Linked DNA regions of Mus musculus: region 2 is linked to region 1. Evidence: chromatin loops called from intact Hi-C (ENCODE). Cell type or tissue: left cerebral cortex. All regions are shown on one strand. Links, peaks and the distances in the headings refer to the core of each region. The heading gives the core; the rest is flanking DNA.

The links. Peaks named below come from ENCODE experiments on the same cell type or tissue, not always from the same donor. Only the 100,000 strongest peaks of a DNase experiment are listed, where the experiment ranks them.
Region 2: a loop joins it to region 1, with 2.0 times the contacts of the local background. A loop is called at or near these places in 2 of 42 quality-filtered maps.

What each region holds. Positions count from the first base shown.
Region 1 is chrX:167,197,294-167,205,636 of GRCm38, reverse strand. No RefSeq gene overlaps it. Among named protein-coding and RNA genes, the nearest start is that of Tmsb4x, 7.8 kb to the left of the region's middle. In left cerebral cortex, for the core only: no CTCF peak of the experiment used is centred there; DNase peaks (open chromatin) are centred at 1,118, 1,393, 4,592 and 7,250.
Region 2 is chrX:166,896,718-166,905,060 of GRCm38, reverse strand. No RefSeq gene overlaps it. Among named protein-coding and RNA genes, the nearest start is that of Gm30354, 16 kb to the right of the region's middle. In left cerebral cortex, for the core only: no CTCF peak of the experiment used is centred there; a DNase peak (open chromatin) is centred at 4,079.

The DNA of each region.
Region 1 (8,343 bases), core at 241-8,240:
TGGCCTTTCTGTCCCAGGAAGACCAAGACAAAATGTAGTGGGGACAAAAAGGCAGAGTTAAAAATCCAGGCCTGGGGATATAGCTCTATTAGTAAAGTGCTTGCCTAACATGTATGAAACCTGAGGTTTGAGTCTTAGCACTACATTAAACCTGGAGTGGTGGTGGAGGCAGGAAGATCTTTCAAGGCCATCGTCAGCTGCATAGGAGGTTTGGAGCCAGACTTGAGTACAAAGGACCCTCTCTCAAAATAACGAAAATGAAAGAAAATTAGAAATGACCAAATGCTGAGAAATGGGTGCAAAGTCAGGAACAACTGCCCACATCATGAGATATTGGAATTTGACTAAAATGCTACTGGAGTAGAAGAGAGTCCTTTGCTGCTGTTTTGTTATGGTGGTGATGGTGGTGGGGTATTATTACTATTATCATTTTTAAATGCTTTATTTGATGAAGCATTCTGTATTCTTCCTAGGAGAGAATCTTCCAGAAGGGCTGGAGGTATTTAGGAATTCCTGGGGGAATTTATGTTTCTGCTACCTGAGCACTTAAGGTTGCCAGTATTTTCAGAGATGTTGAAGGAGAAAAGAAATGTATCCTTAGTACAAGAGAGAGAATATTTCAACTAGACACACTTGTTACCACATCTTTGACTGGTCTCCTCTCAGAAGGAATGGGCCAAAGGAACTTCTGTACACTGCAGACAAACTGAACCTAGTGGTGCATGCATGTAATCCAGGACTTGGTAGGATAAGACATGAGGATCAACCTAAGTTCCAGGGCATTTTGGGACTCCAGAAAAACTCCTGTCTCTAGAATAAAATGGGATAAAAACCAGTCACAGAGTTTTGAAGTTCTGTAAACTTGGAACCAATCTAGATGAATAAACCAGAACTGGAGAAAAGAAAAGGCTCACTGAAAGACCCGTGGGTTGGAGCTGTTTTCAAAGCTCACCAAATTTTCAACTATTTTAGCTGTGCATATCCCAACCTTCTCGTGGATGGACTTTTAAAGCCACTTTTCAGGAGAACAGCACACTTTTGGTAGTGTGTGCAAAATGATTGAGTAAGTGTGGAGTAGAAGGCATGGGGGCAGGCAAACAGTCTGACATGCGCACAGCCGCTCAGCCTTCCTACACTTCTTCCAGCCCTTGTAGCCACACCTAGGTTTCGTTGCCCATACACGCACTGAAGGTTCTGTTTCTTTCTCCCAGAGAAGCATAATTCCTCAAGACACAAAACTGAGTTTGTTTCTTCTTTCTTTTCCCAACATTTCTAAAAATATGAGTGCTATTCATGCTTACTAGAAAGAATACTGCATTTTGGAAACTGTGTTACAGCCAGAAAATAAATTTTAAAAAAATCGTGAGTCTTCCTTAGCTCAAAATGTACATTTAAAAAGTTTTCAATAATGTAGAGAGCAGGAAATGTTTCCATAGCAGCCGGCATGGGCCTAGTGTGAAAGTGAGAGAAGCAATGTAAGCACTTTCTTTGCTCTCACCCCACTGCGCTCAGTTGTATATTAGGCTTTTAAAAGTTATTTGTAAATTATATCTTCATGAGCAGCTTACAAGATAATCTAACAGAAAGAAACACACCATTTGGGGATCCATCTATACTTTTATTTGTGCATAATGAAAGGGGGCACAATGACAAGCTTAAGAATCAAATGTAGAAAGAACTGAAAACTGCATGCATCAAGTTATATTTCCCTAGGGCATTTGTATAGTCTTCTCTAGCCATGTCGTCTGCTTCCTGCCTTCCTCAATTGTGTGGACGGAGTTGTGCATGCTACCTTCCTTGGGTGTGTATTGAGTATTCTTTCCTGTTTAAAAGTCTCGCACGGTAAGAGAAACATTAATTAGAGCTTTGCTCCTTAATTGGAGACTTCATGCAATGTGCTGACTTAGAAGTACTTTTGAACATGTGATTAATATTCTAGATAGCACTATTATATGTTCGTGCTTTTTTATGAAAAAAATAATCAAGTTTAATTTAGAGAACACTATCAGAATGTATCTGAAAGACTGCATTGGCATCCGAAGAAGAAGGAGAAGAAGGAGAAGAGGAGGAGGAGGAGGAGGAGGAGGAGGAGGAGGAGGAGGAGGAGGAGGAGAAATAAAAGCAACCTGAAAATCATGTTTATTAGAAGACTGGAGAAAAATAATAATGACATTTAGCTTTAAAAATCCTAAGTTTCTTGCAAATCAACTTACTTCAAAGCGGAAGAAAGCTAAGTCATTTTAAATATCATAATACATGTAGGCTTCTTTCATTGAATATCATATACATTTAAAGGGAAAGTTATACAGAATTTCTTTCTTTTTCTTTTCTTCCTTCTTTTTTTGATAAGATCAATTATTTATTTCTGAGAACTCTAAAGCCTTCAATTTGCCAGACAAAGAGCATTGGAATATTCCATTTAGTTTATTTACATATCTCTTCACCAATTTCTCCAATGCACACAGTTTCTTCTCTACTCTCCAACACTAGTTAAAGATCAGCCATCAGCATTCCATGTCCTCTGAAACTCTGTCATTTCGTACTTTCACTCATACTTCCTGATCCTGAGGCGGTAAGCTCCATGAGCTTCCTGGTGGTGCTTTGGTTTGGTTTGTTCTGAGACCGACCAGGGCTCACCATGCAGTTCAGACTAGCCAGGATCTCTCTGCATCAGCCTCTCCAGAGCTGAGACTTGAAACATCACCATGCCGGGCCTTTAAAATATTGTCTGAAAGGATAAATTTAGGAAGCTTTGAACAGTAACTTGCCATTGACTTTGGTTAAGCTGATTTGATTCTGTACCTACAACCAGCAACATCTTCTCCACATTAAGCCTGAATGATGGATCATTAGTTTACTCTAACAATATTTACTGATTGTCTATTCCATGTTGAGTATTTTTATTTGCCACAGACATATACTCATAAGTAAAAAGTCATAGTACCTGTCCTTGTGTGTTCTCCATCAATTAGAAGATACTGTTTTCATTTAACTTTGAGTAGTGAATGCAAAGACATTGCTCCCTTGAATTTCTAAATTCTGTTTTTCAGGAGTTGGGGCAGAAATATTAGGTGTTCTGGGCCATCCTGAGCTATATAGTCAGTTTAAAACCAGCCTGAGGTACACGAGACCCTGTCTTAAATAAGTAAATAAGTAAGAGACTGGTAAGATGGCTCAATAAGAGAATGTGGACAATGGAAATGGAGAGGTGCCTGCCACCAAGCCTGACCACATGTGTTCCAACCCCAAGCCACATACGGTAGAGGGAAAGAACTGACTCTTGCAAGTTGTCCTCTAATCTTCATTTTTGTGCTCCAAAACAAACAAAGAAACAAACAAACAAACAAAAATGGAGATAAACCCTGAAGTTCAGCCAGTCTGACCCAAAGAGCAAAACAGAAATGTTCAGTGAGAGATGCTGTCTTTAAAGATGATGTGGTTGAGAAGCTATAGAGAAAGATATATGGATATCAATCTCTTTTGTCTGCACAGGCCAACTTGAGTAAGGACACTGTCTCCAACACCCCCCCCCCACACACACACACACACTATGGTGAGTTTTCCAGAGAAATACTTCTTATTGCTAAGTCCTTCCTCTGTTCACATCTTCTTTTAAACTTAATTGTAAAACTGTTGGGAACAGAAAGCATCACTGGAAAGCAGGAAAGATGATACAAGCCTATAGTCTCAGTACTCTGGAGGTAGAAACAGGAAGATTAGCACAAATTTTAGGCTAGCCTGAACTATATACAGCAAGTTCCATGTCAGCTAAGGCTATATAGCAAGACTTTCTGAGAGGGAGGGAGGTTGGGAGGGAGGGAGTGAGAGAAAGAGAGAGAGAGAGAGAGAGAGAGAGAGAGAGAGAGAGAGAGAGAGAGAGAGAGATGTGTGATGTTTGAGCCTCAGGGAATGAATTTAGCATGATCATGAGTGCTCAAAGCTAGCCATAAGTACAGTACCTGGTTGGCTGAGGAAAAGGTCATATTTATTTAGTGGGGTTTCGCAGCTTCAAGTATCAATGGAGAGGGTCAAGTTATGTTCATAATCTATTCAAAGCAGCAGAAACCATTCCTGTCACATAATTGTCAAACCACAGGAAATGATGCTTTTCCTCATTACCACATTCAGCTCTGTAAGTGGCTGATAGCTTTGCCTTCGCAGTCTTTCTGATAGTGTTTTCTCAATTTAGAAACAAAAATACTTCACAAGATTAATGTATATGTAAAATGCCAGATGCCCTGGGATCATTTCTATTTAAAAGAGCAGCTTGCTTGGAGGTCAGAAAAGGTCCTTATTTTCTTCACATTTATTGAGAACCTACTGTGTACCCAACTTTTTCCTGGTTTCTGGGAACACAAAGTAGTGCCGGTCTGGTGCTGGGCTGATATAAGAGGTGGATTCAAGGTGAGTGAAGAGTCCCTGTACAGCATAAGTCAAGTGTGTTCATTCAGCAGCCATTTCCTCGGCTATTTTCGTTCAGTAAAATCCTGGGCTGGGAAATGCCTTGGAACTGGATTGGAACAGCTACAGCACCTGGTAAAGTAGTTTGTAATTCACCCTTAGGCAAATGGGAGATATCAGAGTTGAATTCAGAGTCCTCATGAAGCAGCTTGTAACTCTCCATTCTGCTATGTAGGCATAAGGAAGGTTGGGCAAGAAGAAACAGCCCATACTTGTCATCCCAAAAGCCGATTAAGATCCCCTTGTTACAGTAAGCTGGCACCAGGAGGTAATAAATCTTACTGTGATTGGGATTTCTTCAAGGCTGTGTGAGCTTGTACTATCTCTAGATTCTAAACACTTTTCTGTGCTCATTTGCTACCAATTTTAAACTGGTGTGAACAGAAAAGCAGTAGTTTTGAATACTTAAATTAGATCATTGTGTGTGTGTGTGTGTGTGTGTGTGTGTGTGGAGGGGGGAGGTTATCTAAGGACTGCAGTCTAAAAGACCAGGCAAACGCTGGTCTTCAATCATGTATTAGGCTCCTGAATATGCTACAACAATAATCACAATTTTTAGAGCCCCAAACAACAGAAATGGGGTTGGAAGGAGACTACTCGCCTACTAAATACGTGGGTCTATGGAAGGAGAGACAGAAATCGAGGGATTGGTAAACTGTATTACTTACTTCCCTCATTATGTGACAAAATAACCAATTAAAAACAACTTAAGGAAGGAAAGCTTTATTTTGGCTCAGGGTTGAAAGAGAGACAGTCCATTATGGTGGGTGAGGCATGGCAGTGAAGGTCTTTGGTTGTGGGAGTATGAAGCTACTGCTTGTTATATCTTGGCAGAATCACAAAGCAAAGGGATTAATCAGACTGTATCCAGACCCCAACTACAACTTTCAAAGCTGGCCCCTAGGGAACCACTTCTTCCAGCTCAACTATACTTCCTAAAGGCACTATAACTTCTTAAAAAGAGAATCAGTGTGTTAAGAAAAACTTGTGTGGACCATTTTACATGTAAACCATTACACACTTTTATTGACAAACCATTCTATCTTTCAAGGGCTAATATAGAAAAACTTGTAGGAATTGTCATGGAATAGAATGAAAGGAATATCAAAGATTGTCTGTTGCCTGTGACTACAGACATGAATAACTCAGGTGTCAAAGAAGACAATTGTACTATTATAGTAGGTTAAATTATCACCAAAGATGGGAAAAATACCATACAGGAGATAACTATATGCACCCTTTCATAAATAAACATTTCCTCGTAGGATTTCCTTAAAAGCGAAGGTAATTTACAGGGTTTCTGTTGCACTATCTGCTGAAAGAAAATGGTGACCTTCCCGGGCTCACCAAATTAAGACCAATCTAAACTAAATAAAAGAATGTGAAAGTGAGAACTCTAGTTTGTGAAAGAATAGTTGTAATAACTAACCTGAACTTATAATTTCAACAATTCTTGGTAACTTGAATTCAAATGTGATCTGTGAGTTCATGTGTATAAGCATAAATACTTTAAGCCTCCTCTGTGTGTGTGTGTGTGTGTGTGTGTGTGTGTGTGTTGTATATTCTTCTAAATGTTTCATTGGCTGTCTATAGGTTCTGTGCTATATATGTATGTAAGAACACATACATATATATCAAGAATGGACACAGCTTTGGGAAGAAGAGGCAAGAAGGCTTCCAACTCAATGCCCAGCTGTGCTATAAAGAGACCCAGTATATATATATATATAAAAAGATAAAACAAACAAGATGATCTCACATAGAATCAACATATTGGCAGCTACTGTTTTGATCATTCATCCTCTGAGGAGTTGTTCTCTGAAACAGGCCTTAAAGTGTTCCAGTAGAGAGATGGCTATCCAAAAGGCAGTCAGGTTAGGCCTGACGGCCATGTTTCAGTGAATGAATTCTTCAGGTTCGAAGCATGCAAGACCAAAAGGATCTAACATAGACATTAGGAGCCATGTGCTCCACAGAAGGATGGAGAGTTTCAGGTCAGCCTGGACCCCATAATGAGACCCTGTCTCAAAAAAATATACATAGGGGAATGGAGAAGTAGCTGCTCACTAAAGAGCATTTGATGTTCTTTCAGAGGACTGGAGTTTGGTTCCCAGTAGGGAGACTCATAACTACTTGGAACTCCAGTCCAAGGCATTCAGTGTATCCCTCTGACCCCTGTGAGTAGCCCCTTCCCAGTACATACACAAATGAATTTTTGACAGCTAGAATTTATCTCCTCCCACTTCTTCTGGAAGCTCACAACCAAGTACAGTGCCACCATTGTATTGCTAGAATTTCATAGACATTTTGCTTGGCCAAGGCCAGTTCTGACTTGCTGCCATGACTTACATCATAGGTGTGTCCAGGTAAGATCCACTAGGGTGTGAGAATGAATTCGTGCTTTAAGTCACAAGGCCAGGTGAAGGAGAAGTGTGAGGGGCCCCCGACTAGTTAAGAGAAGCTGGAGAAGCAGCCAGCTGTCCCCCATTTTAACCTCTACTTCCTGACCCCAGCTCTATGGTTATCAGGCCACACCCTAAAGCATGTTTTTCAAACTTCAGGCCTGGTCACAGGAAATCAAATTGAGTTGATTCTTACCAGCATTAACAATGAGATATAAAACAAAACAAGCAAGCAAACAATGGCAAGAAAAACAAGACAAAACAAATCACTACAAAGGAGTAGAACAGGGGCTATCAGCTTCTGCTCCTAGGAGCTGTAAGAATCATTGACTCAAATTTCTGTGAATTCTTTATGTGTGAGAGAGTAGGAGTCTGTGCTTTTGCACGCTGACATGTGATGTAAAATGTTCCTCAGTGTGAGGCAGAGTCACATTTGTCACGACTCCCATTTCTCAGCCTTTACCTTGTTCAAAACCTCCTTTTCTTTTTCTTTTTTCTCCATCTGGCTTAGATTCCTAATCATCATTCACTTCATACAGGCTTTGAACCCACTCTGTCCACACTCTGTTAAAGCGGCCTTCATACCCTAGCCCTGAATCCACTCCACTAACCTAGTTTCCAATCTTCAGCTATACTTTCAACCACTAGCAGGTAAAATGGGACACTTTCCTATACTGCTGCCTCTGAACTTGTTGCTTATTCATTGTCATTTTTGTTTGTTTGTTTGTTTGTTTTGTTTTGTTTTTATATGGGTATAACTACTGCTATGGGATTTCCCTTTTTTTTTTTTCATCTACTAAGGACAGGAAAGGTGGCCACAAAGCATGGAGTTTCTGTGTGGGGGCTGAAAGAAATAAATAAGTATATCATAGATGCTCAATATATGGTCTTTGATTGCAACCCTCTTAGCTCTTAAATAAACAAGTAATTTCTCTCCTTGCTTGGCCTCTTGCGGGCTTTTGATCACACTGACTGCACCTTCCGTTCTGAGTCCCTCTCCTCTCTTACCACCTGCTAGCCTCAATTCCTCTCTTCTTCTTCTTCCATCAATTTCTCTGACTGCCTTTTCTTTCTCACATAGCCCCGACTCCAGGTTTATTACTTTGGTGCTGGACTTGACTCTACAAAGTGAAAGGCAGTCCTTTCATATCAGAACATATATTCTTTTTGACTTCTGAGCTCTTGTCCCTGGAATGCAGGAACCCTAGAGAACCACTCACTTTCCAAAATATGAAGCCTTCCTTGCATGGCCTGGTGTCTTGACTTTAGAACGTGAGGTTACTCTCTTCTCCCAGAACGCCTTCAAGTTACTGGTTTAATTAAATTTCAAAAATAATTGGAGGAGCTAGAGAGATATCTCAGTGGTTCTTAAGAGTACTTGCTCCTCTTGCAGAGAACAGGAAGTTAGTTCCCAGTACCCACCTGGTCAGTCACAACCATCTGTAACCCCCCATTCCAAAGGATTCAGTTCCCTCTTCTG
Region 2 (8,343 bases), core at 251-8,250, 300 kb after region 1:
ACCAAATAACACAATTTTAAAAGGGGATACAAAGATAAACAGAGAATCCACAACAGAAGAATCTCAAATGGCCAAGAAGCACTTAACAAAATATTCAAAGTTCTTAGTCTTGAGAGAAATACAAATCAAAACAACCCTGAGATTTCACCTCACACCAATCAAATGACTAAGATCAAAAACTCAGGTGCCAACACATGCTGGTGAGGATGTGGGAAAAAAAGACTTACTGTTTTTAATGTCCTCATTATTACAACTTACATCCCCCATACTATCCGGGTTCAAGCCTCAAGGTCTTTCAAATGTAGCAGAAGACCTAGAAACAAAAGCTGTGGAATTATGTACAAATGAAATGCAGTCCCAAAGGAAGAACCATTCAATTGTCTGTATTATACTTAGCTCATCCTACACATCATTGTAAAAAAGGGGGTGGGACAAAAAGGGTGGGGCAAAGGGGGATGGGGCAGCTAACAACTTGTATGTCTTCTTCATGTCAGTGTCCCTTTTCCTATGGTATACTATTGAATATTAGTACCAGTCACTGATGAGGAGCTATTGTCAGGGATCCTAGTAAGTACCTCATCTAACATTTTCTGCAATGTTGCTAGCTTCCTTATTTAGAGAAAGAAGCCCAAGACTAAAGATTGCATAAATGGCTATAGTATTCACAGGACTGTTCAGCAGCTATTTCTAGTCTTCCACATCCAGGGATCATGTTAGACCTTGTGTTTGGGCGACCCATATTCCATTTTGGACAATGAGATGGAGGTGAACGATCTGGTGCCATTTTCAGGCTAAGTAGTTAATTGCAACTCCAAGGTTCCACAGACATTTTCCCCTTCTGCCATGGCTACTGGCCATATCTAAGATGGTAGCTGCCTTGTCAGCCCACTACCCTACCTGCACACATAGTATAAGAAGTGAACCTGTCTGAGGTAAACCTTTTCTGAAACCACGTTCCAAAGTAAAACACATCAACTCCTGATTGGTTTCTGCCAAATATTTGGTCATGGTGACACAAAGATAGCTAATACCCTAATGACATAGATTCACCTCACTTGTACCTCTTAAAATTTGTATCATCTCACAAAATTGTGTCAGAAAATGAGGGCCAATCAATCACTCAATGCGAGTCCTATGGGAACATTTCATATTAATACTAAAATACACTACAAATCTCCACCTTTAAAGAAATTCTATTCCTTCTCTAAGTTATTAAATAATTATTCACTTATATCTTACAATATGTTTTTATTCTAACATTTATAAATGCGTACGGACTTTGTTATAAAGCTACCGTTTATGTAACTGTAATAATTTACTTCTAATGTGTCACCAACACAGGACCAGCAAATGTGTCTTACAGAAACATTGAATACAGAAATAAAGTATTTAATTGTTCACAGCTGGCAAGGAAATGAATTCAAAACCCTGGAAATCAAGAGTTTTCATTTCCCCTTGTTAAATGAAATGCCATCTCTACAATTATTTCCCATTCGTTCCTATTCCTCTGGGTTTAAGTAGAACAGAAACAAAGATTTTTTTTTAAAGTATGTCTACTAAATGCTGTATTCTGAAGAGATCTTACTTTTCCTTTCTGAGTGACAGATTGCTAGGTGAGTGGCTTGAACAAAATTGGTAAAATGATCACAGGTTGATGGCAAATTGGAAAAGTATAAATTCTAGCCCAAGTTCACACACACACACACACTATATATATATATATATATATATATATATATATATATATATAAAATCAGACTCTAACTTTTTGCATTTCTGTGTTTCTGTGTCTTTGTATTTCAAAAGGGCATAATACTTAAAAGAAGTAAACCTTTAACAAGGAAGCCACAAACAGTTGTCACTGTTACTCTGCATATCTTATCCTCCTCTGACTAATACACGTGACTTCTGTATCATGCCAATGCAGATATTGCTTAAGTGCTAGCTTGGCACCATCAATTAGATTAACAAATATTTCACTTAATATTTGTCAAGTGATCCAGATCCCCATGCACATTCTCTCTCCTTTTCTCTCTATCCCTTTCTCCACCCTTCTTCTTTCTCTCTCTGCCTCACATTTTCCCTCTCCAGCATCAATACAAGAGATAGAAGGACAAAGTTTAGTAATAATTAAAGAAGTAAAGAAGTGAGAGATAAATGAAACAGGGTTACTGTAGTGGCTAGATTTATGTCAGCTTGACACAATGCCCAGGCATTTTGGAAGAGGGAATCTTAATTGAGAAAATATCTCCACCATATAGGTCTATGAACAAGCCTATGGTGCATTTTCCTGATTGATGATTGATGTGGGAGGGCCCAGCACACTGTGGGTGGTGCCACTCTTGGCGTGGTGGTCCTAGGCAGTCCTATCATCTCAAGAGACTTGTAGCACGGCATGGTGGCAATATGCCTATGATCCCAGCATTTGGAAGAGAGAAGCAGTTTAGGGTCTAGTCTGTACTACATAATACAAGTTAAAGTACAGCCTGGACTACCTAGTAAGTTCCAGGGAGTGAGGTTACTTAATAAGACTCTGTCAAAGAGATAAAGGAAGAATAAAAGCTAGGCAGTGTTGGTGAATGCCTTTAATCAAAGCACTTGGGAGACAGAGGCAGGTGGATTTCTGAGTTTGAGACCAGCCTGGTCTACAGAGTGAGTTCCAGGACAGCCAGGGCTATACAGAGAAACCCTGTCTCAAAAAGCCAAAAAGGAGGAGGAGGAGGAGGAGGGGGAGGAGGAGGGGGAGGAAGAGGGGGGGATGAGGAGGAGGAGGAGGAGGAGGAGGAGAGGGAAGGAAGGAAGGAAGGAAGGAAGGAAGGAAGGAAGGAAGGAAGGAAGGAAGGAAATCAAATCCTTGCATGGTGGCACACACCTTTAAATCCCAGCACTTGGTAGGCAAAGGCAGGCAGATCTATGAGGTCAAAGTCAGCCTGGTCTACATAGTGAGTTCCAGGCCAGCCAGAGCTACATAGTGAGACTCGGTCTCAGGAAAACAAAACAAATCTACATGCATACATACATACATACATACAAACACACACACAAACAAGTAAACAAGAGCTACAAACAAATGAACAAACAACCCCCCCCAGAGTTTTGTGAGCATATAATCTTCACAGTTTTCACCATTTGAATTTTAGTTAATGTAGAAATAGACACTCTCTTTTCTTCCATAGAGTCTGGGGGATAATTTTCTTGAGAATATATTTCATCCATTGATTAATTCTTTAGAAAATAACTTCTAGAAGTAGTAAAAACTGCTTAATCCAGGTGGACTCATTTTATTTTTTTATGGTGAGTTAAAAATTTATGTTCCAGAGTATAACTTTTCTATTGTATTTTTAAGACAGAGTTTCATGTGGCCCAGGTTTGGTTCCAACTTGGTATGGAGACTGAGGATCAACTTGAACTTCTGGCCTCTTGCTCCTCCCTCTCAAGAGCTAGAATTTGCGGTATGGGCTCTAACTGAATAATGTTCCCAGCCTTGAAATATATCTTTCCCCAACAAGCTCCCATTATGTTTGTGATGGCTGTATGGATGTAAAGGTGCTACTTCTTAATGAGGTTTGATGGATTTTACTCATTTAGCGCAGCCAAGAAAAGTGGGGAAAGGAGCAAAGAATATCAGGTTGGTGTCCTCTGACAATCACTTTGTTAAAGGAGAGTGATGGCAGATGCTACCATTGTGTGCTTTATCTTTCAGAAAAGGTGTACTCCTTAACTCACCTCATGCCAAGGCATCTTTTAATAAGAAGGCCGCAGGAAATGACACTCCAAGAAGAAACAAGATGACTGTTAGACTCCTATTCTTTTATTTCTATACAAGCCATGAGATTTCCTGTCTTGCTCCATCTTACACATCTTCCAGTTTTAGAAATCTGATAGGTCTCCTACTCATGATGCAAAGAAAAAAATCAGTTGTTCCCTTTCCCTCACTCCATTGGCTTGATATATTTGCCATGCTTTGCTAGACCCTTCTGACGGAAAAAAAAAATCTGCTTCTACTTCTACCCACAACGTGTTGGACAGATTGTTCTTAGGTCTAGGTAGCTACTTCCTCAGTTTAATTACACTAGTCCACTCCTACACAAGCCAGTCTTTCCTGAGTCTTGTGATTCCCCACCCTCGGCTTAGTCATGCAATTACAATCACATTAAATCGCCTCCACCTGAGTGGCTTCCTATGCGCATAAATGCACACACATTTCAGCAATGAGCAGAAGCAATTATTTCATAACGAAGCATTTCTTAATAGCCAAGGTACAAATCAATGTTTCTAGATGGTATACCATGACTCTGTCATGTTGTTATGCTAAATACTGGCTCCCAAGGCCTGGTTTCCCCAGGAGATGAGGGAATCTGCACTTACACAAGTGATGCTCCATAACCTTGTCCCCCCCATCCACCCTGGCCCCCAAGTTATCCCTGAATAGTGAATAAAGATGCCTACAGCCTATGACTGGGTAGAAGAGAGGGTAGGTAAGGTTTGAGTTCCCTTGCCTGGGGCTCTGAGAAGAGACCAAGAAAGTTGGTAGGTAGAGGGAGGGAAGATGCCATGAGTTAAGTAAATCATGAAAACATGGCCATGAGGGCTGGCCAATTGAAGTTAAGACCAGCCCAGATGGAACATGGCAAGTTATAACTCAGGGTTATTAAAAAGGAAGTAGACATAATAGCTTAGAGGGTAAATATGTGTCCATTTCTGGTGTAGTAAAGTCTTACAAATATAAAGGTTCTGCGCCTTTTATCTGGGAACTGGATAATCAAAAGCAGGGTAGGAACCCCAATTGAGATTAAATATTTCATACAATAGTTCTGTTCTGGACTCTGCTCCTGGACCTCTTGGTCCATTTGCCCTCTTTCCTTCTCTCTGACTCTAACCTTCATCTCTCGCTTTAACCACTCTCTCTTTCTCTCCTTTTATGTCCCTGTTCAGTGTGAATCATTGCCCAGATGTCTCCGGTTGTGTTCTCCCTCACTGTTACATTAAGACTTTGTTCTTGACCATAAAAAAATATGTATGCAGAGGACCTGCAGGTTAGAAAAAGAAAAAAAAAGAATATGTAAATAAGAAATAAGATAGCATCCATTTTAATAGAGATATTCCAAATAGTATAAACAAAATGCCCAGAAAAGAAGGCAAGTTGCCCCTGTGCACAAGGCCAGATGACTGAACTTCAAGATTACAGAGGGCTAAAATGCTGCAAATCAGAACCAAATTATCATGGACTATTTTTAGTCCCATTAAAGATAATTAATCATGTAACTAACCTAACACCCTTATAACTATCTAAACCAGTGTTTCTCAACCTATGGGTCACAACCCTTCTAAGAGGATGTTACATATCAAGATATCCTGCATATAAGATATTTACATTATGATTCATAACTAGCAAAATTACAGTTATGAAGTGGCAACAAAGTAATTTTTATGACTGTGGGTCACCACAACATGAGGAACTAAAGGGTTACAACATTTCAAAAGTTGAGAACCACTGACATTTAAAATGTAATTCTCAGTAGACCATTAGTTTCCACCCACCCAAAAGCAAAGAATGTCATCCGATAGCCTCTGGCACCCTCTGCAGTTTTCCACCTTTTCTAGAGCTTATCTACCTGTGATCCCCACCAATATATTGGGCAAATGCCTTGACCAATAGCTCTTTTTTCCAGAAATGATAAAGTTCCATATAACCATTCCTACAGTGCAACGTCTTCCAGGACAACCAGAATCACTGTTCCTGGGCCTTGGTCAGTAATATCTGGCTAAAAAAGAAACTGTCTGTGGTGAAGGATATGTTTGCATTTACACAAGAATATTAAAATAGGAGACTGAGTAGATAGAACAATAGCCAAGGTTGTTCTCTAGTTTACACACACACACACACACACACACGAGAAAATGTTAAAATAACAAGGAACCAAGGTGCGTATGACCTTTGATTTTAGCTTTACTTCTTCCCCAGGTATAAATGTTCTGAGAATATCACAAACAAGAATGCTTTTCTTGTTTTCTGTCAGGCACATACGCCTCTTAACTCCCTTGTGACTTAATATTGTTATTAAAATTACACTGCACTCTCCCTGTGGCTCTCCAGAACTCTCAGAGTACCTGTTGAATTCAGATGAGATAGAGCATAAAGTAGAAGACAGGCAGATCTTGTTACAGGCTAACATGAGCCACTTTGAAGAATGGACAGTGACCAAATGGGCACTGTGGAGGAAAACACTCACAGCGTGAGAGTAGAAATAGACAAGGAGATCTAAACCTGTGGGCCTGAGTGTTTAGGGAACCTTTATATTATTTTCTTTCCTGTCCAGGTGATGGACCAAATGGATTAACCTTAAAAGAAGAGGAAAGCACTTTGTGTTCTTTACCAGAAAGCCCTCTAGGCAGTAATCTTGAACTCTTTTTGATACTTCAGAAATTCATATCTCTCCCTGGGGCAGAGGTGAGACACGCATTCCAATCTCATGTAACACTATAGATTAAAACATTAAGAAGAAAAAACAGCAAATATATTGTGGTGGTGTGACTAAGAGTGGTCCCCTTGGGCGTATATATTTGAATGATTGGTCATCAGGGAGAGGTAGTACTTGTGAGGGGTTAGGAGATATGGCCCTGTAGGTGTGGCCTTATTGAAGGAAATGTGATATTTGAGGTGGGCTTTTGAGGTTTCAAAAGCCCAAACCAGGCCCAGTGTCTCTCTTTTCCTGTTGCTTTTGGATACAGATGAAAAACTGTCAGCTCCTTCTCCAGCACCATATCTGCCTGCATGCTGCCATGCTACCCACCATGATGATAATGGACTCAATCTATGAAACTGTAAGCCAGCCCCAATGAAATGTTTTCCTTTATAAGAGTTGCCATGGTAATGGTGTCCCTTCACAGCAATAGAACACTCAGGCATAAATCTCATATATCTATAAAAATAATCATAGTTTACCTCTGCTATTTCACCCCTTTAATATAGTATTTTAAATCATTATATACTTTCCTTTTGTATTATTTCATTCTGTTTCTTCTTCATAGCAATATAGAATGTGTGTTTTATCTACATTTAACAAGTATAAAACCTGAAGCAGTAAATACACACATGTGAAGGTGAAGCAGTGGGTGGATTCTGTGTTATGTATGCCTGAATGTATGATAGAGGTGCACATGCACACACAAATATATGTTTTATATATATATATATATATATATATATATATATATATATATATATATATATATATATATATATAACTGGGGTGCATATATACATAAACACACACACACACATGCATACACACACACACTTACATACCTACCTGTAGGGATTGTTGGGATCTTGATGGATACACGGAGGAGTTGTGTTCTGGAACCCTTAGCTCTCTGATTAGGAAGGGCAGAGTTTTGCTTGACAGACCTCAAAGTGGGGCCCTGGTTTATTTTTCAGAGAGTCTAGAAACTGAGAAGGCAGATTTTAATAAGTATGATTTTATCTTCTCTTGCAACTCCATGGTTAAGGTGGAGGAGGAAAAAGATGTCATTCTTATTCCCATTCATACCCCAGTGATTAATTCCAAGAATCTAATGGTTAAAGATGAAGCTCTGGGAATTGAGCCATTTCTTTCCTATCACATCAGGCACCAATGGCAGAGAAGATGTTCTGGCAGGGAGAGAATTCCTATAATGGGGCTCTCTAGTGTATGTTGGGGCTCTCTAGTGTATGTTGGTAAATGAGTGTCAAAACCCCTGAAAAGGCACCAAGCACCAATAAGGTATGGCTGAATCAGAAGATCACCAATAACAATGCCTTGCAGGGCCGTGGGTGTTAGGGGAAGTGGGGAGTGGGAGAGAATTCTCATCCTGCCAGAGTTCCGGTGCTCTGGGCGGGCAGACAGGAGAGGACTGCCAGACACTTTCCACGAGGCCCCACGGTGGGCATCTGGCTGTGTTAGGCCACTGACCACACACGGCGGGTGTTGGACAAGGGGCAGTCCCAGGTACCAGGTTCTCAGCCTCCGGCATCCCATGCTAGATACTTCGGAGTAGCTGAAAACAGAATAGGGGCCCCGGTGCGGCACTTGGCCCCCAGGGAGGAAGGCTGGAGAGAGCAGGGGGAAAGGGGGGCACTGGGTGGCTCCTATGCAGGTGAGAGTCCTTAGTCTGGTCTGTGGCTGCAGTGTAGGAAGGCATTCTGAAGGGAGGTTAGACATGGCTCAGCTCGTTAGGAGAAAGCCTATCCCATTGTCCAAGCATGGTGGGCTTTCAAGATCAGACACAGTCTATGGTTTTAGAGCTTTATTGTAGAAAGGCAGGGGAAAGAGAGAAGGTAGAGAGAGAGAAGAAGAGGCT